Linked DNA regions of Homo sapiens: region 1 is linked to region 2. The links are chromatin loops, found by intact Hi-C in ENCODE. Cell type or tissue: dorsolateral prefrontal cortex. All regions are shown on one strand. Each heading gives the region's core, and the rest is flanking DNA. Links, peaks and the distances in the headings are about the cores only.

Region 1 (12,420 bases), core at 3,069-11,068, 58 kb before region 2:
CTAGGAGAAAAATTTATCTAGATTCTTGTCCCAGTTAAACAGATTAATATTATTGCATGCCTAATTTTGTAAATGCCTGGAGCGTAGATTTGTACACACATTACTTAAAACCTAGCAGTGATCAAGCCAATCCTTTTTAGTTGATAAAATTTTACTAGTTTCTGCTTTGACTTCCAGTCTGCATTAGGTAAATGAATTTAAATTCTGCACAGAAGCACAGCTCAGTATGTGGCTCTGGTAGGCCCTTGACTAGCGTTCCTTGTCCCTCTCCATTCCTAGTAATAGCCCAAAGAGAAGAGGTATTGAAATTTGATCAGGCTTTATCGTGAATCCAGGAATGGAGTTCTAGACCACTCTCAGAATTTCAGCACTTAGATATACGTACTCTTCCTTAGCTCTTTAAAATATTTAAAAAAGATAAGCTAACGATTGAATTGCTTGTTTATATATTTACAAGGCTGTCAGTGGTAGTGATAAGATTTAACAAAGAGTCACTGTGTAGCTAAGCATCGAGTGTGGCCTGTACTGAGAATTGTTTTGGCAAAGTTGTAGTTGTGCCTGTTTTCTGAGATCATCAATGTAGTCTTTATGTGGGCTGGCTGAAAGATAACACCTAGTTTTGTTTATGTTTTTGTGTTTTTTTTTTTTTGACTGATAGGTAGATAAGAATTTTTTGTTTTTTGTGTAATTAGCAATAATATTTTAGTGTGATCAGAAGCATTCCAGAGAACCTTACATATTTTCAGCTGATTTCCTTTCTGGTAAGTTGGTGTTGAGGAAAGCATATAAATTATTTTTCATTTTTCATGTTTGAAATTTTTTTCATTTATTTTGACAAATAAGTGCTGCTTCCAGAAAATTTGAATTTGTGTAAAACTGGATTTTTAAATATAGCTGACATTTACCACCTTCTCTTTTTAAAACAACATTAAGCCGTCCACAGTTAAATTTGATAGGCTTTAAAATCCATGGACTTTTCTAGCATTTTCCTGTTTATTGGTTATCAATGTAGTATCATTACAAGAAGCCTAAAATGGCCACTTTATGTTAACTGGAATGCTCAAATGACTAGTGTTTTCATTAGCAATAAATGGAAAGCTGAAAAGTAACAATTTTATTCTTTGTAATAGATCTGTGACTTTCAAGTCTTTCTTTTTGACATTTTTTTGTAGCCTGGTGGGGAAGCAGGTCCGGCTGTGAGAGGTGTGGACAGTGACCTCTCATTCCAGCTTTTATCATCATCCTGCATTGTTTAACAACAGCACCAACACCATGCTGCTTGCTGAAAATGCAGATTTCATTCTTGGATTAATATTCTGGTACCAGATGTATGAGGCTGGCTCTAAAGAAGCTTTTTCTCTTAAGTACTGTCAAAAATAGAGAAGCTGAAGATTGGAGAGAAGCCATTTATTTTGAACAGTTTATTTTCTGACAGTTTGTGTTTGTAAAGAAACCTGCTCATAATATTTACTTAAGAGATCTACATAGTTGCCTGAGGAAGCCCCACAGGTTTCTTTTTTTCCTTTAAAAAAAGTTTCCATTGAGCTTAACTCTTACGTGATACTTCTTGACTTTGCTTCTGATTAGTTGATTTATGGACTTTATTTACTAGCATGATTGGAGAATTCTTTTGCTAGACTGAAATTGCACTCTGCCTGTGCTCTGGTCCGTTTCCTAGGTAACAAATGCACTGCATAGATTCCATAATGAGGACTGTGGTTGGCTAGTTACTGTGTAAATTCTGTTGTTTGGTAAAGCTTAGTCTCAAATTCAAATAAAGGTCAAGAAACGAAAAGTACTGAAAATGCAAATTTTTGAATTTTATTTTGTATCCAATGCCAACAAAGTTTAATAGGCTTTTCTGGAGAAAGGCAAATTATGCAGCCGTATTCAAGTTTGTTTTGCAAAGTCTTACACTTAAACAGTTGGAGAGCTTTTTCACCGTTAGTGTTCATAGTGGTAATGCTAATGGCTCTAGTGACAAAGAAGATGTATTTCAGAAACATGTTATTACACTTGAAAATAATATGGAAAGCAAAGAATCTTGGTCTAGGACAACAGTGATATTCTTATACTGAAAGGAAGTAACATTATGTATCAAAAGAAATTATACAACTTTGATGTGAGATATAACATTATGTTTTTTAGAGACACAGTCGCACTCTGTCACCCACGCTGGAATACAGTGGTGCAACCATAGCTTACTGCCTCTTCAAACTCCTGGGCCCAAAGGATCACATCTCAACCTCCCAAGTAGCTGGGACTACAGGCACGTGCCATCACACTTAGCTAATTTTTCTTATTTTTTGTAGCGATGGGGTCTTGCGGTGTTGCCCAGGCTGGTCTTGAACTCCTGGACTCAAATGATCTTCCTGCCTTGGCCTCCCAAAGTGCTAGGATTATAGGTGTGAACCACCACGTCCAGCCATAACTTTAAAAAAGTTTAAGAAGACGTTAAAACGTTGAAGCAATATTTAAAAACATTAAAAATCTTACCATAAAATGCTGAATTTCTACTCTAGCTTTTTTTCTTCTCTGCATGAACTTTGGCCAACCTAGCACCAGGGAGTAGCTCCCCCCTTGGTTGCTGCAAGTTAGAGAATAGCTTTCTCCTTCACCTTACTCTCCTCTGGAAATCTATGGCCTCTTTAGCTCCAGAGATAGGACAAAAAGTAATATGTATGGAATGGCTAGTAATTATTAGCTGGTTTTTTTTTTTGTTTTTTTTGTTTTTTTTTTCCTTAAGAAACCTGCAAAGAACCAAAATTCCATTAAAACCTACTGGAAATATATTTTCACTTGATGCCTGAAAATGTTTTTTGTTTGTTAATCATCAAGGATTTCATTAGCTGAACTTAACATACACATAACTCTTTTTAATTCTAAATAATTATCCAAAGTTGCTTCCATTGCTTTCCCTTGCTTCTCTGGATTGTTTTTAGATGATTCATTTACTCTTTGGTTAACTTTCATTTCATGCATAGGATACTTCTTGGTTGGCTTCTCTTTTTATTCTTGGTTTTCTTCAAAACTGATACTGCTTTAACCTTTTCTGTCCTTTTTTAATTGCAAATATTCTGTCCCTTCAGTTTTTTCTTATATTTTCCTCTGGAAATACTTATTATTTTAAAAATATTTTCCTTGCATGATTTAAGGCATAATCACCATATATCAAAAGCTCTATCCTTTTTTCTGTTATAGGACTTCATATTTCTGGGACGGAGTTGACAATATGTGTGAATTCTTAACCAGCTAGGACTACTTCCTCTTCTCAGCTTGTATTAATTTGTTAGGGCTGCCATAACAAAGAATCACAGATTGGTTGTCTTAAACAACAAAAATTTATTTTCTGACAATTCTGGAGGCTAGAAGTATAAGCTCAAAGTGTTGGCAGGGTTAGGTTCTTCTAAGGCCCCTCTCTTGGCTGATGGATGGCTGTCTTCCTAAGGTGGCTTCACTTGGTCTTCCCTCTGTGTATGTGTGTGTCCTAATTTCCTCTTAAGAACATCACTTACATTGGATTAGGGCACACACATATGACTTCATTTTACCTTAATTACCTCTATTCCAGGCCTTACTTCCCCTATAAGTCACATTCTGAGGTACCAGGGTTTAGGATGTGAACAGATGAATTTGAGAGGAATACAGTTCAGCCTATAACACAGTCCATCCCTCTACCTACTGCCTTTCATGCATGTATACCTACCTACCTACATATGTACATACATACCTCACTCCACATGTGGGATTTTGTTGGCAATTTTTCACTTGAATCCCAGGCCCCAATACATAGCAATATGATCAACTCTATATATAGTCATTAAAAATAAAGTAGCTAAAGGCTTTTTGTTTTTCACTCTTCATATTCATTGTTTTTAAATGCTTTATTTTTAATGACTTAAAGTACAAAATCCTTTTTTTGTTTGTTTGAGACAGGATCTTTTTCTGTTGCCCAGGATGGAGCGCACTAACGTGATCACAGCTCACTGCAGCCTCGACCTCCTGAGCTCAAGCAGTCCTCTCACCTCAGCCTTCTGAGTAGCTGGGATCACAGGTGCACACCCAGAGCCCAGCTCACTTTTTTTTTTTTTTTTTTTTGTAGAGATGAGGCCTGTGTGTCCCAGATTGGTCTTGAACTCCTGGGCTCATGATATCCTCCTATCTGGGCCTCCCAAAGTGCTGGGATTACAGGCCTGAGCCACTGTGCCTGGCCAAAATTCTTAATAGTTGTTTTGGAATACTGGAGAATATTATTGTGGCCAAATTCAGTGGAAGTGCTAATGCTGTTATTTTCTTCTGAGTTCTGAGGACTTGTTTCTTTTAGTGCTTTTTTTTTTTCAGCTATTGGTCTTGCTGCTCTCATGGTAAGTTATGCACTATTTGTTCTTTTCACGCATGTCTGATGATTCCTGAATCTAATATCTAGTCGGGGCTTTTCTCCTGAAATCCACATCTTTGTGTCCTACTACGACTGGATATATTCACTTAATTTTCCACAAGCATTTCACATTCAACATGCCCCAGACTTATTGTCCTCTTCACATCTGTGTCTTTTCTTTTATTCCTTAGCTCAGTGAGTTGGTACCACCTTCCATCCATTTTCCCAGTCCAGAAATTTAGGAGTTATCTCTGATTCCTTCTTTATTCTTAATCCCATTTTCCATACATAATCAAGCCCCTGGGTCAGTCAGTTCTTGCTGCCCAAGATTTCTCAATTCTGTCTGTTTGCCATATGTGAATCATATGCTACTGTGTTACCTTTGCATTAGTCTTAGTTTTTCATTTAAATATATTCAGTGTGCAACAGAAGTCCTTACGGTAAAGCTTCTGTAATCATCTAGTAGTCTGAAGTTCATTGAATTCTTGTAGTGGCTCATGTGAAATGTATCCCTTGCTTTTCATATTTAACACTGTTTATCTGTGGCTTTTATAGTTCAAGGTCACTTTGACTGAATAAAAATACTTGACTCACATTTTTTTTCCCCTCAACTATCTTTAAAAATGTTACTCTCTTGCAGGAGTTGGCAAACTTTTTCTGTAAAAGACTGAATAATAATTATCTTAGGTTTTATGGATCACTGGTTTCCCTCACAATTACTTAACTGTGCCATTGCATTGCAAAAGCAGCTATAGATAGTGTGTAAATGAACTAGCCTGACTGTTCCAATAAAACTTAATTTACAGAACCAGGCAGTGGGCTGGATTTGGTCCATAGGCCTTAGTTTGCTGAGTCATATTCTATTCTGGTAAAATGTGTTGTTGTCAAACTGTAATACCAATATGATTTTCTTTCTTTAATTTTATCTTTTTGCCTAGATACCCAAGGGCTTTTTCTTCATATTTAAAGCCAATAATTTTACTAGAATGTCTGTTGACCATTCCCTGTTAATTCTCCTAGATACACAGTGTTTTTTATTACATTGGCTCAAGTGTTTTTTCATATTTTCATCAATTATAGTTTTTTAGTAATGTGTTCCATTGTTTTCATTTTCTCTCTTTGGGGCCTCCTATTATATGTATGTTGGATCTTCTTATGTCTATACCTTAGTATTATTTTTTCTTATTTTTTATATTTGCTCTATTTTTATGTTTTTTTCTATTTTATGCTTTAGTGTGTTCAATGTATTTTTCATGGTATCTATCGCTTTTTTTTTTTGACAGTCTCTGTCACCCAGGCTGGAATGCAGTGGCACCATCATGGTTTACAGCAGTGTCAACGTCTCTGGCCTCAGGTGATCCTCCCAGTTTAGCCCCAAGTAGCTGGGACTACAGATGTGCATCACCATGCCCTACTAATTTTTGTGTTTTTTGTAGAGACAGGGTTTCACCATGTCACCCAGGCTGGTCTCAAACTCATGGGCTCAAATGATCCACCTGCCTCAGCCTCCCAAAGTGCTGGGATTACAGGTGTGAGCCACCGTATCTGGTGGTACCTATCTATTAAGTTTAGTGTTCTTTTTAGTTTTCACTTCCTTTCTGAGTTTTTTCTTTCCTGTTCTGTCATGAACTTTGTCATTTCTTATTGTACATCCTCTTGTTATCTGGCAAGATTCATTTTTTAGTTTTTCAATTTCTGATGTATGCTGTTCTTCCATAGCTTCTATCATTTAAAAATTTTTTCCCCTTTTTTCATTTTTTTTTCTTTTTGAGACAGGGCCTTTCTCTGTCATTCAAGGCTCAAGGGATTCACCCACCTCAGCTTCCCAAGTAGCTAGGACTGTGGATGTGTGCCACCACTACCAGCTGAATTTTTTTTTTTTAAAGACAGGTTTCACTTTGTTGCCCAGGCTGGTCTTGAATTCTTGGGCTTGTGATCCTCCTGCCTTGGTCTCCCAAAGTGCTGAGATTACAGGCATGAGGCACTGTGCCTGGCTATTTTCTTAATTCCTCTTATTCCTTTTGAAATATGTTACAGTTCTCATCTTTTTTTCTTACTGTGCTTTTTAATTGTTCTCTCTTGGTCATATTTAAATTAGATGGACTTACCTGTACTTTTGGAGAAGGTTTCTGTGATGGAGATGGAAATTGATAAATACAGTTTTCCTGGTTTTATAGTTTGAAGATTTCCTCCTTTGTTGCTTATCTGAAGTATTTTAAAAATATGGCCACTCAATTAAAATAAAAATGAGGTACCATTGTACACTCACTAGAATGGCTAAATGAGAAAGATGAAAAATACCAAGTATGAGGATGTAGGATAGCTGAAATTCTCCTGCACTGCTATTCAAAGTGTAAATTGGAATGGAAATGTAAAGTGGTACAGCAATTTGGAAAGCTGTATGGCCATATCTACTAAAACTGGACATATGCTGCAAATCCTGTGACTCATTAGTTCTACTGTAAGATCCATACTCACCCAAATATATGGACTAGAATGCTCATAGCACATTTGTCATTGCTCCAAACTGAAATCTGTTGAAATGGCCATCAGTCATTGTTGTTCCCTTCCGCAGTGAGTCTGACTTTGGCTTTGTAACTTGCTCTGGCTAGTTGGACATTAGCAAGCATTATGCAACAGAAGCTTGATAAGCGCTTACATACTCTGGGGAATAATGCCCTGAGACCACTATATAAGGACGTCCTGGAGTAGGAGAGGTTACTTGGAAGAGAATCGTGGTGCCCAGCCAATGACCAGTACTTACTGACAAACTTGAGTGAGGCCATCTTTGACCTTATAGTTTAGCTGACCTTCCTTCCAGCTAAAAGTAGCCATGTGAACAAGTCCAGGTAAAGCCAGAGGAGGAACTACCCAGAAAACATAGAATTGTGAGAAATAAGAAATTGTTGTTTTAAGCCACTAAATTTTTAGGTGATTTGTTATACAGCAATATTAAACTGACTCAGATTGAATAAATACATCATGGTATATTTACACAATGGAATACTGTAGATCGATGAGAATGATAAACAGTCTACAGCTGCATGCAGTAGTATGTATGAATCTCACAGACATATGTTGAGCTAAAGAAGCCAGACAGAGCAGAGTTTATACTGTATGCCTGCATGTATAGAAAGTCCTCAAACAGGCAGAATCATTCTGTTCTGTTAGAAGCCAGAATAGGGGCTACCCTTGGGAGAGTATTGATGAGAATAGAGAAAGTAGAGGCTTCTGGGCTGCTGGAAAGTTTCTGTTTCTTGAACTGGTTGCTGGTTACATAAGTGGGTTCTGTTTGTGAAATTGTGAAATATCAGCAAGTTCACTTATTGCTGCCTTTTTCCGAGTGTATGTTTCAACATAAAGGAAAAAATGTGGCTTCTTGATGTGACCTCCTCTCTGATGTTCTCTGAGATTAACCTCCTCTGGGTATCTCTTTCCTTTATTCCCACTCCTGCCTCTTTGTTTGATTTGGATTCTAGTCCACGGTGTTCTTCCTAAAGCCTCTTAGGTTCTTGTGGTCTCGCGTTCTCCCCCAGAAGCTCAGAAACTTTACTGGTTGTTCTTAGATACAATTTCACTTAAAAAAGATCCTCTCTTTTTGATGGTAATTTCTTCTTTCCCAGCTCTTAGAATCACCAGAACTCTCTTTTTTCTCCCTTCATCTGACCAGTTGCTTATTCTGTGTAGGTTCTGTTTTTTGGGCATTTTAGCCCTGCCTACTTATCTGTTGTCCATAGGACTGTCCTATCACCTGATATTGTTGAATATTTTGTCTTTTGTTATTGTCCACCTATTTTGTTATCCTCCCATCTCTGGGTGTTTTTATTTTTCCTGTGCAGATAATTGTAGATTCACTTACAGTTGTAAGATATAATACAGAGAGGTTCTTTGCATGCTTTGCTCAGCTTTCCCCAGTGGTAACATATTGCAAAATTATATTTATAATATTACAACCAGGATATTGACTATTTATGGGCTGAGTAGTGTCCCTGCAAATTCATATGTTGAAGCCCCAACCCTCCAGTACCTTAATGTAACTGTATTTAGAAGCTAGGGCATTTAAAAAGGTGATTAAGTTAGGATAAGATTGTTGGAGTGGGCCCTAATATAATCCAGTCTGGTGTCCTTATAAGAGGAAATGTGGACACAAAAAGAGACATTAGGGACATGCACATAGGGGAAAAAACTCTGTGAAGGAAACAGCAAGGAGGAGGCCATCTGCAAGCCAAGGAGAGAGGCTTCGAAAGAAACCAAGCCTGCCAACACTTTGATCTTAGAATTCTAGCCTCCAGAATTGTCAGAAAATAAACTTCTGTTGTTTCAGGCACCCAGTCTGTAGTATTTTATTATGGCAGCCCTAGCAAATGAATCCACTGACATTGATAAAATCCACCACTCTTATTCAGATTTCCAGTTTCAGTGGTACTCACTTGTGTATGTGCTAGGTTCAATACAGTTTTTTTTTTAATTCTCCAATTTAAAACTTAATTAAAAAGTAAACTTTAATGTTGAAAATGCAAACTTGGGGAGGTTCAATACAGTTTTATCACCTTTTTAGGTTTCTGTTTCTACCAGCCTCTCCACTGCTCCCCCAACCATTTCTAACATATTTGTATGATTAGATTTGAGGAGAGTCCAAAACTCAGCATCTATTGTCTTGCTTGCTTAGGAGTCCTTTATTTATTTTTAAGTAGTTTTTTTGTTGTTGTTGTTATGTTAGAAGACTTATTTTCCCTATTGATCAAAGGGGACAAATACCTCATTAGGCAAGAAAGAGTAAGATATGCAATAATCTGATTAGTAATAGCTTTTCCAGTGTATCTGATTTATAGTGATAAGCCAACATATATTTGTTGCAGGGAGTTTAATTCTTCTCTAAGTGACTAAGGTTGTTAACATTTTCATGACAGTTCTGGCACAGTTATTGACTTTGTTTATCTGACATCTTCTGAAAACAAGGAGTTCTACATTAGTGAATTTACCATATAACTAAAGTTTATCTCCTGGAGAAAACTTAAGATTAAAATCATTTTTAGTGAAGATGTTCTTTAAACATAGCTTAAGGAAAGGTGGCGGTTCAGTTGTTTTTAGAAACCTACCAAAGGAATCCTTTTCTAGCATCTGGATGAACCCAAGCAGATATGGAGAAATTTTCAAGATTTTTCTTTTCCCTCCCTGGAAAATTTGCTTAAGTTTTTCAGCTCTGAAGTTTTACAATAAATTTAGACCAGTTTACTACAGCCAATTCAAGGAAGGATCAATCAACCCAACTTAAAATCCATAAAATTCACGGCTTTACCAAAATCTTGTTTAAACAGCCTTTGAAGATTCTTTTAAAGTTTTTTTATGTTGATATAACTTCCATAAAATGCATAATCTTATGTGTAGAGTGGAGTGATTTTTCCCCCTTTTATTTTTAGTTGAGATGGAATGATTCTACGTGTTTTTGGGATACAGAGTAATATTTCAATATGTGTATACAACGTATAATGATCAAATCAGGGTAATTAGGACACCCATCCTTGTGTTGGGAACATTCAAAATCCTCTCTTCTGGCCTTTTGAAAATATGCAATAAATAATAGTTAACCATATTCATCCTACAGTACTGCAGAATACCAGAGCTCATTCCTATCTAGCTGTAATTTTGTATCTGTTGACTAACCTCTATCCATCCCTCTCCCTTTACTCTTCCCAGCCTCTAACACACACAGTTCTACTCTCTACTTCCATGAGCTCAAAAATTTATCTCCTACATATGAGTGAGAACATGTGGCATTTATTTTTCTGTGCCTGACTTATTTTGCTTAGCATGATGTCCTCCAGGCTTATCCATGTTGTGGCAAATGGTGGGATTTCTTTCCTTTTTATGGATAAATAGTATTCCATTGTGTATATACACCACATTTTCTTTATCCATGCATCGGTTGATGGACATTTGGTTTGATTACATGTCTTGGCTATTGTGAAAGTACTACAATAAACATGGTGGTGGAGATAATCTCTTTGATACACTGATTTCTTTGATACACTGGTTTTCTTTTCTTTGGATAAATACTCAGCAGTGGGATTGCTGGATTAGTATTGTAGTTCTGTTTTTAGTTTTTTGAGAATCTTCTATATGGTTTTCTATAATAAATAGCCTTTGAAGATTTCCATGAAATTTTAGCTGAAGGTGCTCCCATTCTACCTTCACAGCATTTTAAGGAATGTTCTGCTTTAAAAGTTGTGGGTCATATGATAATGTAGTCTTAGAAATATTTTCCTTTTGAATTTTGTTAATGAGTATGAATATATTCATTGAAAAGCATATATTCATAATATTCTGCCTATGATAATATTTTGCTTATGAGTATATTTGGAATATGAATATCTTCTTGATATGTATATAGTTTTACATTGTTTTTTGGCCAACTGCTTTCTGGTAGATAAAAGTCTTAACACAAACTATATTTCCTATCTACATTTTTTTCTTTTTTTTTTTTTTTTTTGAGACAGAGTTTCGCTCTGTCATCCAGGCTAGAGTGCAGTGGTGTGATCTCAGCTTACTGCAAGCTCCGCCTCCCAGGTTCGTGCCATTCTCCTGCCTCAGCCTCCCGAGTAGCTGGGACTACAGGCGCCCACCACCACGCCCGGCTAATTTTTTGTATATTTAGTAGAGATGGGGTTTCACCGTGTTAGCCAGGATGGTCTCTATCTCCTGACCTCGTGATCCACCCACCTCGGCCTCCCAAAATGTTGGGATTACAGGCGTGAGCCACTGCGCCCGGCCTCCTATCTACATTTTTCTAATGATATGTTTATATACTGGGTTAAGGTATAAAATCTGCACTTTCCATTAATGAAGTGATTGCCTCAGAAGTTTAGGGGTTTTCCTATTAAAATTATTATTATTATTATTTTTGAGACAGTGTCTCGCTCTGTCGCCGAGCCTGGAGTGCAGTGGTGCGAACTCAGCTCACTGCAACCTTCACCTCCTGGTTCCAGCGATTCTTGTGCCTCAGCCTCCCGAGTAGCTGGGATTACAGGTGTGTGCCACCATGCCCAGCTAATTTTTGAATTTTTAGTAGAGATGGGGTTTCGCCATGTTGGCCAGGCTGGTCTCGAACTCCTGACTTCAAGTGATCTGCCCGCCTTGGCCTCCCAAAGTGCTGGGATTACAGGCAAAACACCACGCCTGGCTTTACAAATTAGTTTTGGTGTCAAAATTTATCCTATTGATTAACCTTAATATCATTAATTTTTTTTTTTTTTTTTAGAGATAAGGTGTCACTATGTTGCCCAGGCTGGTCTCGAACACCTGGGCTTGAGCAATCCTCCTGCCTTGGCCTCCCAAAGTGCTGGGATTATAGGCATGAGCCACCGTGGTCAGCCTAGTATCATTTTTATTTGATGCTTTCCTGTTAATCATCAAATAGATATTTTATAGTTACTTTATTTAGTCATCTAAGAACATACTGTTGGCCTGAGAAATAAACAAGTCCTTGCACATTACATAATAAACAATATTCTTATTGAATATAAAAGAATGTAGTTCTGTATAATATTTTTGAGAAAAACGACGCACTGATAAAAAGGTTAGTTGGTTTGGCCATGTGAAAGTTTAAACTTGGTTGGGTTCGGTGGTTCATACCTGTAATCCCAGTATTTTGGAAGGCTGAGGCAGGAGGATTGCTTGATCCCAGGAATTTCAAGATCAGCCTGGGCCACATAGGGAGACCCCCATCGCTACAAAAAAAAAAAAAATTAGCCCGGCATGGTTGCATGCACCTGTGGTCCTGGCTACTTGGGAGGCTGAGGTGGGAGGCTGAAGTGGGAGGATCTCTTGAGCCTAGGAGGGTTGAGGCTGCAGTGAACTGTGATCATTCCACTGTACTCCAGTCTGGGTGACAGTGCCAAACCTTGTCTCCAAAACAAACAAACTCAAAAAACTTTTTTTTTTCAACAAAATAATGAGATTAAAAAGGAAGGAGCACACTTTGGGAGGCTGAGGTGAGAGGATTGTTTGAGATCAAGAGTTTGAGACCAGCCTGGGCAACAAAG
Region 2 (12,420 bases), core at 1,996-9,995:
TTTTTTTTTGGAGACAAGGTCTTGCCCTTTCTCCCAGGCTGGAGTGGCATCATCTTGGCTCACTGCAGCCTCAACCTCCTGGGCTCAAGCAATCCTCCCACCTCAGTCCCCCAAGTAGGTGGGACTACAGGCAAGCGCCACCACACCCAGCTAATTTTTTTGTTGAGATAAGTTTCACTGTGTTGCCAGGCTGGTCTTGAACTCCTGAGCTCTGGCAGTCTGCCCACCTTGGCCTCCCAAAGTGTTACAGGTGTTAGCCACTGCGCCCGGCCATTCAGAAAATCTTTGAATCCACCTATGACCTGGAAGCACCCTCTTCGAGGTGTTCTGCCTTTCTGGACCAAATCAGTATACATATTACATGTATTGGTTGGTGTCTTATGCCTCCCTAAAATGTATGAAACCAGGCTGTAGCCTGACCACCTTGGGTACATGTTCTTAGGATCTCCTGGGGCTGTGTCATGTGCCATGGTCACTCATATTTGGCTCAGAATAAATCTCTCCAAATATTTTCCATAGTTTGACCCTTTGTGTCATCATATCCAAATCAGGCTATATTGTTGTTACTTGTTTTGTTTAGATTTTGAGCTACTAGATTGTAAGCTCTGCGAGGACAAGCAATGTATCTTTAAGGTAACATTGACTCTTTGGTGCCTTGGCATAGTATTTGCTACATAGTAGTCTTAATGTTTTTGGAATAAATGAATAATTTCAGCATCTTGTTTTTCCAAATATTTCTCAGCATTGCTATGGGCTGAATATAATCATATTTAGAGATAAGGTCCTTAAAAAGGTAATTTATGTTAAAATGAGGTCTTTAGGCTGGCCTCTGATCAATATGACCGGTGTCCTTATAAGAAGTAGAAATTTGGATAGAGATTTGTACAGGCACAGAGGGAAGACCATGTGAAGACACCAGAAGAAGACAGTCATCTAGGAACTAAGGAGAGAGGCCTTGGGATAACCCAGTCCTGCTGACAGCTTGGTCTCGGACCTTTAGCATTCAGAACTGTGAAAAAATAACTTCCTGTTGCTTAAGGAATCCTGTCTGTGGTATTTTGTTATGGCAGCTCTAGCAAGCTATATAAACATAATAGCAAATATCTGGATGACTAGATTATATAGTGTTTAGTTTTCTGACATGTCAAGAAAAATATTTCATTCAAGATGGTAACGACATATGCACCTTTATATTGCTTGACAGATAATATAAACTCAGTAATGGCATTGTGGAAAAGGACTGTAACAAACATGTTTCCATATCCTCATTTCTCTTTCTCAATAAAGTTCAGATTATTTCCCTTGGGTTTTATAACTCTCCGTACTATTACAAATTATTTTTCATAACTTGTATCTTGCTACTTCCCTTAGCCTATTCTAGTCTCAAGGAAATGAAAGTGTTTGCTGTTTTCTGTATATCCTTAACTTCCCACTTTCTTGTCTTCACTCATTGTTTATGGACTTTCAACACTGCTTTGTTCTATTCATTTAGTTAGTCCACAAGTATTTATTGATGCCTCAGTGTGTGCTGGAAACTGGGCTAGGAGCTGAAAGTATAATGATTAATAAAACCATAAGCCTTCTGCTGAAGGAGCTAATACTCTGGTAGGGGTAGACATTTAAATAGGGTAACATAGGGCTCCAGGGAAGCAATGGACCAAGCCTTCGGTGGGGCGAGGGGAAGAGCTGCAGAAATGAGTCTAAGTCAGTGGTTCTCAAATGGGGATGAAAAGGGAGGAAGCATTTAACAATGTCTGGAGACATTTTTGGTTGTCACGACTTGGAGGTGGGTGTATGCTACTGGCATCTAGTGGGTAGAGATGCTGCAAAGCATATTACAGTGCACAAGATGGTCTCCCACAACAAATAATTATCTAGCTCACAAAGTTGATAGTGCTGAGGTTGAGAAATCCTGCTGTAAATCAAGTTGTAAAATTTGAGTAGGAAGGTGTTTTGCCAGCCAAAGAATGGCAGCATTTGCAAAGATCTACTAGAGTTGAGTTACCATGATTTGGCTAACTGGACTGAGTTTAATGTGGCTGGAGCTCAATGTTTGAATGGGAAGGAATTAGGCTTGAGAGGTAAGCCTGGCAATGTTCAGAGTTAGAGGCCTCAGAGCCGTGTTGATAATTTGGGATGTCTTCTCTTTGGCTGTTTGGAGCCTTTGATGGAGAGTTTGAGGTAAATCTGTTGATAAGTAACTAGTAACCATTCTGAGTGTATCTGCAGACACTAATGGTAAAGCACTATGGCTGAGAATAACTATTCTAGCAAGTCTGAACTCTGGGTTACCCATCTAGTGAGGATCACTGATGAATCTATGTAAGGGAGGATAACTGCTATGGTTTGAATGTGTCCCCTACAGATTCTGTTACTGAAGGGGCATTTAAAGTGAACCCACTTGAAGTAGGGATACAAATTTTATCATAGAGAGTGAGGGAACTTGACTGGGGCTTTGTGTTGGGGTCCTCAAGACCACCTCAGGCTGTGATTCACTAAAAGGACTCACAGAACTCAGAAAGCTGTTTATGCTCACAGTTATTGTTACTACAGCGAAAGAATACAGATTAAAATCAGTGCAGGGAAAAGGCAGACGGATGAAGTCCTGGAGAACCAGGAGTCAGATTCCAGGTAGGCCCTCCCAGTTGAATCACATGAGGAATGTCTCCCAACGACAATGCATGACAAAACATGTGAAGTATTACCAACCAGGGAAGCTCACCCAACCCAGGTGTCCAGGGTTTTTATTTGTCAGTCATGTAAACTTGTATCACCTGTGTGAACCTATCACCTGTGTGAACCTGTGCGACTGACCTTAGTTACTCAGTCTCCAGCTCCTCAGAGGTCAGACAGGTACAGTGTGGCTCAAGGCTACCAGCAAAATACTCTTATGAGGAAGATATTCCACAAACTTAAGAGTTTCTCTCTCAGGAGCCTGTCATGGGTCAGTCCTCCTTTCTTTGAATGAATGGGGTTTGAGCAACCTTGGCCTGATGAATTAACACTTTACTGCATAGTTGTTTTTTTTTTTTTTTTAAGTTAGGGAGGTTATAGTTTTGTCTTTCCCTGTTTTACTATGAGTTTTTAAAAATTGTGTAAAATATATATAATATAAAAGATGTTAATTTTAACTGTACAGTTCAGTAGCATTAAATGCATTCACATGTTATATAACTATCACTGTCATCCATCTCCAGAACTTTTTCATCATCCCCAAACTGAAAATTTGATGTGTTATTAAAAAATAGCTCCCCATTCCCTGATCCACCAGCTCCAGGTAACCACTGTTGTACTTCCTGTCTCTTTGAATTAGGCTGCCCCAGGCACCTCATATGTAAGTGGAATCATACGGGATTTGTCTTTTTAACTAGCTTCTTGCACTTAGTATAATGTCTTTTAAGTTTCATCCATGTTGTTAGCCAGTATCAGAATTTTATTCCTATTTAATGCTGATATAGCACAGGCTTTAATTTGAAAACATAAACTGAAGATGGTAAAAAGTATTTTTTAAAAATCTTATATTCAACAAAAGTTACATAATTGAAACTGTGCTAATCCTTAAAATGTAAAAGAAGTGACTTGAGTACTCATTTTAGGGACATAGTTTTTCTGACAAAATTATATAAGAACATAATACAGTATCCTTTACCAGGTCAAGAAGAGAGGGATGTTTTTGCAGAAATGTCCCTTGGCTTCTCTAGTTTTCCCAGGGGCCTCTCTCAGTTCTTAGAGAGTTAATTCATTCTCTTTTGAAGTACCTGTTGTATCATCCTTGAGAATTCTCCACAGTTGCTGTCTGATCTAATTGTATCTGGTCTAACTCTGCCAGACGTTCCTTTGTTAAAATGGCTTTGCATGTGATTAAAGCAGTTCTCTAGCATTGTTAAGTGACTGACTTGTTCAAATCCTGCATCTTTGGTGGTTTATAGTTCCAGTTTATGTTCATCCTACTTGTATAGTCTCATGTTTCCAGCATCTAAAAATCAGAGTGACATAAACAGGTTCCCAGAAGTAGATACTAGGTGGGTAGTTTGAATGGGGACTGGTCAGCTCATTGGTGAATATTTTTGTGTGTGACAGCTTTTGCCTCATCATTATAGGGTCATAGTTAATGAACATCTGGACCACGAGGATCCCTGTAGTTTTATTTGTGAGAGTATTGAGTGTTTGCTTAACAATCTGTTAGAGAATTTAGTTCACTTACATGTCCAGGGCCCAAAGTGAGTAAATGTTCCTCACAGAAACCTCTGGAACATGCTTCTTTAAGTTGCCATAATTTAAACTCTCAAAGTTGGGTGGACTGACAGAGGATTAAGAGTCTTTGGTTTTAAACCTTTACCATTCTTATTTCTAATGCTCAGTCAGCTTACACCGTGTTCATAGTAATCCACTCTCAGTGTTCACAGGCCTAATGTGTTAACTATAAATAGAAAAGTAGACTGCCAGCCTGTGGGAACCAGGCCTGTGCCAGGGAGGGTCATTATAAGAGGCAGTCACTCTTCACTTGAGAGGTTTAAAAACTGAAAATGGTGGATATTTTTTCCTCACATCCTCGTGAAACAGTGATGCTTAATGTTCAAATATGTTATAACACAGGATGATTAGCAAGAAATCATCAACATAGTGAATTTGGGATTACTCACTTAAAAACAAGGAAAACGCTCCTCTTTCCCTCTCCAGTGCCTTAGTCAGATATTCTGGGGTTGCATGTGTAGGGTGGAACATTGGCTACAGCTCAGGAAGCGAGAGGGAGGAGATATCCATTCATGATCATCTTCAACAACTCTTAGCTCCAAGTTGGCATGCAGCTGTGTACAATTCAAGTCGGCATGGAGCTGTGTACCATTCAAGTTGGCATGGAGCTGTATGCCATTTCTTTGGAGTAGTGCAGCACATCATCCCTTTATGATGGGGAAGAGCGGGGAGCACTGAGCCTGGTGCGCGCACAGGGTTCAGGAATGTCACTTGAGAGATGGCATTGGTTAGTAGTACTCACCCCGGGTTAGATCACTTTGGTTTGAATCCTGATTCCTTCCCCCATCCTCTGCCCTCCCCTCCACACCCTTTTCCTTTCCTTTCCTTTCTTCTCCTCTCCTTGTCCTCTCCTCTCCTCCCCTCCCCTCCCCTCTGCTCCCCTCCCCTGCCCTCTCCCCTCTCCCCTCTCCCCTCCCCTTCTTTTCCTACTTTTAGACAGGGTCTCACTCTGTCACCCAGGCCAGAGTGCAGTGGTATGATCGTTGGCTCACTGTAGCCTTGACTTCCCAGACTCAAGCATTCCTCCTGGCTTCAGCCTCCCAAGTAGCTGGGACTACAGCTCATCTAGCTAATTTTTTTGTTTTGTAGAGATGAGGTTTTGCTGTGTTGCCCAGGCTGGTCTTGATCAAACTCCTGGGCTCAAGCCATCCTCCTGCTTCAGTGTGCTGGGATTTCAGGTGTGAGCCACCGCACCTGGCCCTGGTTCCCTTATTTACTAGCTTTTTGACATTGGACACATTTCTTAAACTTTCCAACTCAGTTTTATCTGTAAAATGGAGATAATAATAGTACTGCCTTATAAAGGTCAATGTGTTAATATTTCTGATGTGCTTAGAATAGAGCTTGGAACAACATAGTAAGTGCTACATTACACTGTGTACTGTTATCTTTATTGTTAATTTCTCAGGGGAGCCTTTGAAGACATTTCTAAATAGGTCAAATCTCTGCTTTATAAGATCTAATGACGTCACTTATCACACAGTGTTGATAATGAGTACCAGTAACTAGGTTTATTTGTTTCATTATGGGATTAATCAGATACTTTCTACATAAATGAGAGTAAGAACCATGTTTATTTTTTGTGCACATTGTTCACAAGGCCTGATAAGTGTTCAAGAAATATTTATTGAATGAATAAATATTTTCATAGTTATAAAGTAGTTCAGCAATAAGATATAATTTCACCTCTAAAACTAGCAAAGATTGAAAAAAATAATGCCATCATACCTAGGCAGAGAGGTAGGAAATAGATGGTATCATGTACTGTAAGTAGGATCAGTCTGCAGCAGAGCCTAGCTTAAAGGCAGTTTGACCAAAAGAACTACAGAAATTTCTTCTTTTGATTCTATGTCTCAGCATTTATCAAAATGACATAGAGGTATGTAAAAAACCGTGAATATAAAAAGATGTTCATGAAGGCACTTACATTAGTTAATAATTAGAACAGGCTGGGTGCGGTGGCTCACGTCTGTAATCCCAACACTTTGGGAGGCCGAGGCGGGCGGATCACGAGGTCAGGAGTTTGAGACCAGCCTGACTAACATGGTGAAACCCCATCTCTACTAAAAATACAAAAATCAGCCGGGCATGGTGGTGTGCGCCTGTAATCCCAGCTACTCATGAGACTGAGGCAGGAGAATCGCTTGAACCCGGGAGGCAGAGGTTGCAGTGAGCTGAGATCGTGCCACTGCACTCCAGCCTGGGCGACAGAATGAGTGAGACTCCATCTCAATAATAATAATAATAATTAGAATAGAGCTAAACAAAATGTCCAAAAGTAAAGGATTGGTTAATTATAATATATCCATCATTAAAAATTATGTAGAACCATGGTTCTCAAATGCACATTCTTATATTGGCTACAAACACTAGATAAAAACACAGATTCCCAAACCCAACCTCTTGGTCGGTGACTCAGAATCTCTGTGGTTTAGCTAAGAAACAGGTCCTGTATTTTCTAACAAGAATCCTAGGTGATTCCACTGCACAGCCTGATTTGGAAGAACCCTGGGCAGTTTCATTGCACAGCCTGATTTGGAAGAACCCTAGATGATTTCACTGTACAGCCTGATTTGGAGCCACTGTTACAGTGTGTGCATTGGCTCCTAGTCAGCTGAGCCCAGGGGTCTTAAAACCAAATGAAATGACAACTAAGAAAAAAGAGTTAAAATCTGTGAGGACTCTGGAAAACAAGAAAGGAGGACTTCAGAAGAACTAAAAACAAAAATACTGCAAGAAGGGAAAAAGATTGAATCAGATTCTGACGACACAGAAAGGTAATTAGTGCTGAGCACCTAACACAAGTCAAAGAAAAGTCTTCTCCCCTAACTTTATCCTCCCAGAAAAATTAGTGGGTGAGTTCTTCCAAAAGGAACATAGACTGTCCCCAAACTGGAGCAGCAAGGCCTGGTTTGGAGGTGGTAGGCGTGGTTGCTTGTTCCATCTCCTGGGCACAGAGCATCTGTCTTAGAGCTTACCTCCAGGCAATATTTTGAAGGAGTGTCTCATTAAGAGTGAGTGTCATTTATAGTTTTAGTTGCCATGGACATTCCTGAGATCCCATGAGCAGAGGCCAGGCAAGTGGGAGAGTTGAGAAACAAGTAAGACAGACATTGCACTATACAGAGTGGGTGATCATGGTGTTCACCCTCCTGCCTTGATAAATGCCTCTTGGAAACCAAGTGCCTCAGCTCCTTTCTGCTGCTGTAACAAAATATCTGAGACTGGGTAATTTATAAAGAACAGAAATTTATTTCTCATATCTCTAGAGGCTGGAAAGTCCAAGATCAAGATTCCAGCAGGTTCATTGCCTTCTGCTCCATGGATGGCATCTTCTCGTCTTCTCACAGTATGCTCACAGTATGCTCGCATGGCAGAAGGGGCAGAAAAGGGACAGACGCTGTGCGCTCGAATAGCAGAAGGACCTAAGCTAGTTTCCTCCAGCTCTTTTGTAAGGCACTAATCTATTCATAAGAGTGGAACCCTCATGACTTAATCACTTTTTAAAAGCCTTCACTTCTTGACCCGGTGCGGTGGCTCACGCCTGTAATCCTAGCACTTTGGGAGGCCAAGGCGGGCAGATCACTTGAGGTCAGGAGTTTAAGACCAGCCTGGCCAACATGGTAAAACCCCGTCTCTACTAAAAATACAAAAATTAGCTGGTCCTGGTGACACGTGCCTATAATCCCAGCTACTTTGGAGGTTGAGGCAGGAGAATCACTTGAAAACCTGGGAGACAGAGATTGCAGTGAGCCAAGATCGCACCATTGCACACTCCAGCCTGGGGGACAAGAGTGAAACTCTGTCTCCAAAAAAAAAGCTTCACTTCTTAAAACCGCAATGGGGATTAGTTTCAACGTGAATTTTGGAGGGGATACATTCAAACCATAGCACCAAGTGAAGTTTAAAATACTGCATGACATCTTGCATCTTCCTTAAGTAGACCTCAGCTGGCTGTCAATTTCTGTCCCTGTTACCTGCAAGGTTGACTCAGCTTTCGGTTTCTCTCTACCACGCCTCCATACCCAGGGCAAAGTCTGCTGCCTGCACACAGGTAGCTACTGGCTGAGTTCTTTGAAGGGCACTGGGGTTCGGTTTGAAAGTTTTGCTACCAAATACACATGCCCTTTCATATTCACATCACTCCTACTTAATTCACAAGCTTTGCTCTCCACTTTTGTTGTAAATTGTATATAGTACAGCCCTCTCTTCACTTAGACTTCTTTGTAAAAATTATAATTTTTTGTAGAGATAGGGTCTTACTGTGTTGCCCAGGCTGTTCTCCACCTCCTGTCCTCAAGCAATCTTCCTGTCTCAGCCTCCCAAAGTGCTGGAATTACAGGCGTGAGCCACTGAGTCCAGCCCACTTAGGTTTCTTTAGTGAACTAGGCAAAAGATTGTACAGGCTTTCTGAGTCAGTTTGATTGCAATGAAAACGATGCATACTTGTTGAAAGATTTTAATCTAGGGAGTGTTGCAGTTGGATTGTTGACCCCTCCCCTCTCTGAATCATTGCTATGCTTAATGTAATCCTGAATGGGCAGGAGTGCCCTCTGTTCTTGTCAGATTGGGCTGGGGGTAGTGGGGCAGGGAGACACAATGCTAAGTAGAAGGTTGAGCGTACAGGTGGACAGAACAGGTGGGTAGACATATTTCAGATCACAGTATTCATGAGAACCCAGTTGCTTTTGTTCCTTCAGTATTCATTCAGTGTTTTGTTTTTGTTTTTGTTTTTTGAGACAGAGTGGCCCAATCATGGCTCACTGCAGCCTCAACCTCCCAGGCTCAAGTGATCCTCCCACCTCACCCTCCCGAGTAGCTGGGACTAACGGCACGTACCACCACACAAGGCTAATTTTTCCAGTCTTTTGTAGAGACAGGGTCTCACTCTATTACCTAGGCTGGCCTTGAATACCCAGGCTTAAGCAGTCCTCCCTGGTTGGCCTGCTAAAGTGTTGGAATTACAGGAACCACCACACCCAGCCCCATTCAGTGTTTCTTGAATGCCTTCTGTGTGTTAGGCTTTGTTCAAGGTGCTAAAGACAGTGCTGGGCAAAATTTCTACCCTCCTATAGCCTGCATTCAGGACTTAGAGAAGGATCACAGAGCACAAAGATGCCTGGCCCTGGCACACATCTGTCCAGCCCCTAAGCAGTGTATTTGTGTAATGATCTCTCAAATCCTAAAAAATATTTAGAAATCTAATTCTGGGATTCAGGCCTCAGCAGCCAGGAAGATGTCTCTGCCAGCTACTGAGATATTAATTAGGGAAACATTAGGGTATATATCTCAGCTAACCAGATTCACAGAGGTGGATGAAAGCATCATCTCATGAGACAGTACCATGAGAAAAGGAATGCCAGGACCACTGATGAACCTAGTTTTAAGGTCAAAGCAAGGGCGATGAGCCAGTGACAGAAACTGAGAAGTAGCTGTAGGAATCTGAGGTAGGTCAACGCTGAGAAATCTGTAAATGTAACTTACGACATGAAAAACAAAAATATCATATTTATACTTGACCAAATACTTGATAAAATTCAACAGCTTTTCCAACTAAGAAAGACAGAAAACATTTTTAACATAGTATAAGAAAATGTTATAGGAATAAATACCTAATATCATATTTAATATGATATGGCATACTGGACACTTTGCATAAAAGTTAGGAGTTAGAGGCTGGGCGCAGTGGCTCATGCCTGTAATCCCAGCACTTTGGGAGGCCGAGGCGGGTGGATCACGAGGTCAGGAGATCGAGACCATCCTGGCCAACATGGTGAAACCCCGTCTCTACTAAAATACAAAAAATTAGCCGGGCATCGTGGTGCGCGCCTGTAGTCCCAGCTACTCAGGAGGCTGAGGCAGGGGAATCGCTTGAACCCGGGAGGCGGAAATTACAGTGAACCGAGATCGCGCCACTGCACTCCAGCCTGGAGACAGAGCGAGACTCTGTCTCAAAAAAAAAAAGTTAGCAATTAGAAAACAATTTTGAAAAATAAGAATAATGAGAAGGGGTTTGCCTTCTTGAATTTAAAGTATTCAGCTACAGTAATTTTAAATGGTGTAGTATTAATTGTAAAATAGATAAGTAGATTGAGTCAGAATATACATTCTAGAACTATATGGGAAGAGATAAGGACATTTTTGTGCTTTTGCAAAGGGACCATAATACCAAATTAAAACCGTGTCAATTTTTAAATTCTTTTGCATTTCTCAGGAAAATGACCTCTCTACTTCTTTGAATATTTTCTAGAATGAGTGGTATGGCCCCAAATTGGGAGGCTTAGTCCTGTTACCAGTGACCTGAAATTCAAGTCATCTTGATGTCTGTTAAGCCTATTTCAGAGTTTCTAAAATATTTCATTTTATGAATAAAAATAGGTTACTCACATTCCCAACATTGTCACTGACTCACCATCTCTCATCTGGAACAATTATACCACTTTCAGCACTCACCATCCACATACCTAAAAATAAGAGTCAGAATGGAGGGGCTATTAAAATGATATACACCGTAGCTTCAGATCTCATTCCCATGAGCAAATATTTCACAGTGATAAGAAAGACCTGTCCTCCCTTCCTAAGAGCTAGTGAAGATATAAGAATTAATTTGTATATTATATAACACTTTGGGTACAACACTTTGGGTACAAAGTATTATATAATATTAACTTATTACCACATTTAAAATGCTAATTTAAGGTTCACCCACTCTGCACAAAGAAAATACATGCCTGCATGTTTCATCTTTTTCTACACCCTTCAGAAGTGTAGCAGCAATGCAAATCAGAAGCTTTGTAAAACATAGTAGTTTTGAAAACCAGCGACCAGGGATGAGTTCTTGGAATTGAACCAGCCCTGCAGGTTCTTCTACGTAGACATGTGAAGGATGTGTTGGAGTCAAGGGTGACTTGCAGGATTTGGGCTTCAGCATTTGAAGGGATGGTAATGCCATTTACTGAGATATTAATTTGTATATTAATTGTCTGATAACCAGATCCACAGGGGTGAAGGAGAGCCTCATCTAGTGAGACTATGAGAAGAAAACACACTGATAAACTTTGGTTTTAAAGGTCAAAATAGAGTGATGTGCTCTAGCAAAGGAAACCAAGAATAGCAGAATAAGGAAAGGCAGTATCATGGAAGCTAAGGGAAGAGAGGGTTTCAAGTGAGGCAGAGAACAGCTCTGATTGCTGCTGAGAAGCCAAGAGAAGAGGACTGAGGAGTGCCAATGGAATGTCTTGATATAGAGGTTATTGGTGACCTTGGCCAGGGCAGTTCCAGTGGAGTCTGGGGAGGCACATGTATTTCACTTTGTTCTCTGAAATCTGGGATCAGCCCACCTATAGTTTATTTACCAAGGTGAGGCTGTATTTTCAAGCATCGGGGACAGATTCTTTGTTATGAGACACTGTTACTCTGTTAAGCCTTGGACAATTCCATCAGGAGAATGAGGCTATGTTAAAGGCAATTAAAAATGTTAAACATCACTCACTCTGAGACAGAATTTTCAGATTTTCTATTTACTATACTTCTTTGAGTGGGCTGTAAAGTATGAATCATGTCAAATCTCGCCCATTGATGAGAAAACCACTTTAAAATGTGATGGAATAATATTGCTAGTCATCACATGGGGAACAATTTTAGTGAGTGGAATGCCATTGCAATTCATTTTAATCCTTTTCTGATAGTGTATACTAAAAACCTACTTAGTATAAATTATATAAATTAAAAAACATGAATGATTGGGAAAGTTCTTAAGAATTTTGAGGTATTTATAAGTATTTTAGGTAGCTGCACTGATTTTTTTTTTTTGAGACAGTGTCTTACTATGTTGCCTAGGCTGGTCTTGAACTCTAGGCCTCAAGCAATCCTTCTGCCTTGGCCTGGCCTGCACTGATATTTTTGAAGCTGCTTTTTTTTTCTTTTTCTTTTTTTTTCTTTTTTTGAAGAGATAGGGTCTTGCTGCGTCATCCAGGGTGGAGTGCAGTGGTATGATCATAGTGCACTATAACCTCAAACTCCTAGGCATAAGCAGTCGTCCTCCCTCAGCCTCTCGAGTAGCTAGGACTACAGGTTCATGCCACTGCCTCTGGCTAATTTTTTAAATGTTTTATAGAGAAAGGGTCTCCAGCTGGTCTCAAACTCTTGGCCTCAAGTGATCCTACA

The links. A loop is a pair of places that touch in the nucleus more often than their neighbours do. Peaks named below come from ENCODE experiments on the same cell type or tissue, not always from the same donor. Only the 100,000 strongest peaks of a DNase experiment are listed, where the experiment ranks them.
Region 1: a loop joins it to region 2, with 2.3 times the contacts of the local background. A loop is called at or near these places in 7 of 110 quality-filtered maps.

Annotation. Positions count from the first base shown.
Region 1 is chr9:112,488,839-112,501,258 of GRCh38, forward strand. The region is part of intron 1 of KIAA1958; the gene reads left to right. Among named protein-coding and RNA genes, the nearest start is that of HSDL2-AS1, 7.4 kb to the left of the region's middle. In dorsolateral prefrontal cortex, for the core only: no CTCF peak of the experiment used is centred there; no DNase peak of the experiment used is centred there; H3K27ac peaks cover 2,348 bases.
Region 2 is chr9:112,548,017-112,560,436 of GRCh38, forward strand. The region is part of intron 1 of KIAA1958; the gene reads left to right. Among named protein-coding and RNA genes, the nearest start is that of HSDL2-AS1, 67 kb to the left of the region's middle. RefSeq lists enhancers at 1-203, 204-755, 3,571-4,078 and a silencer at 2,633-2,927. In dorsolateral prefrontal cortex, for the core only: no CTCF peak of the experiment used is centred there; no DNase peak of the experiment used is centred there.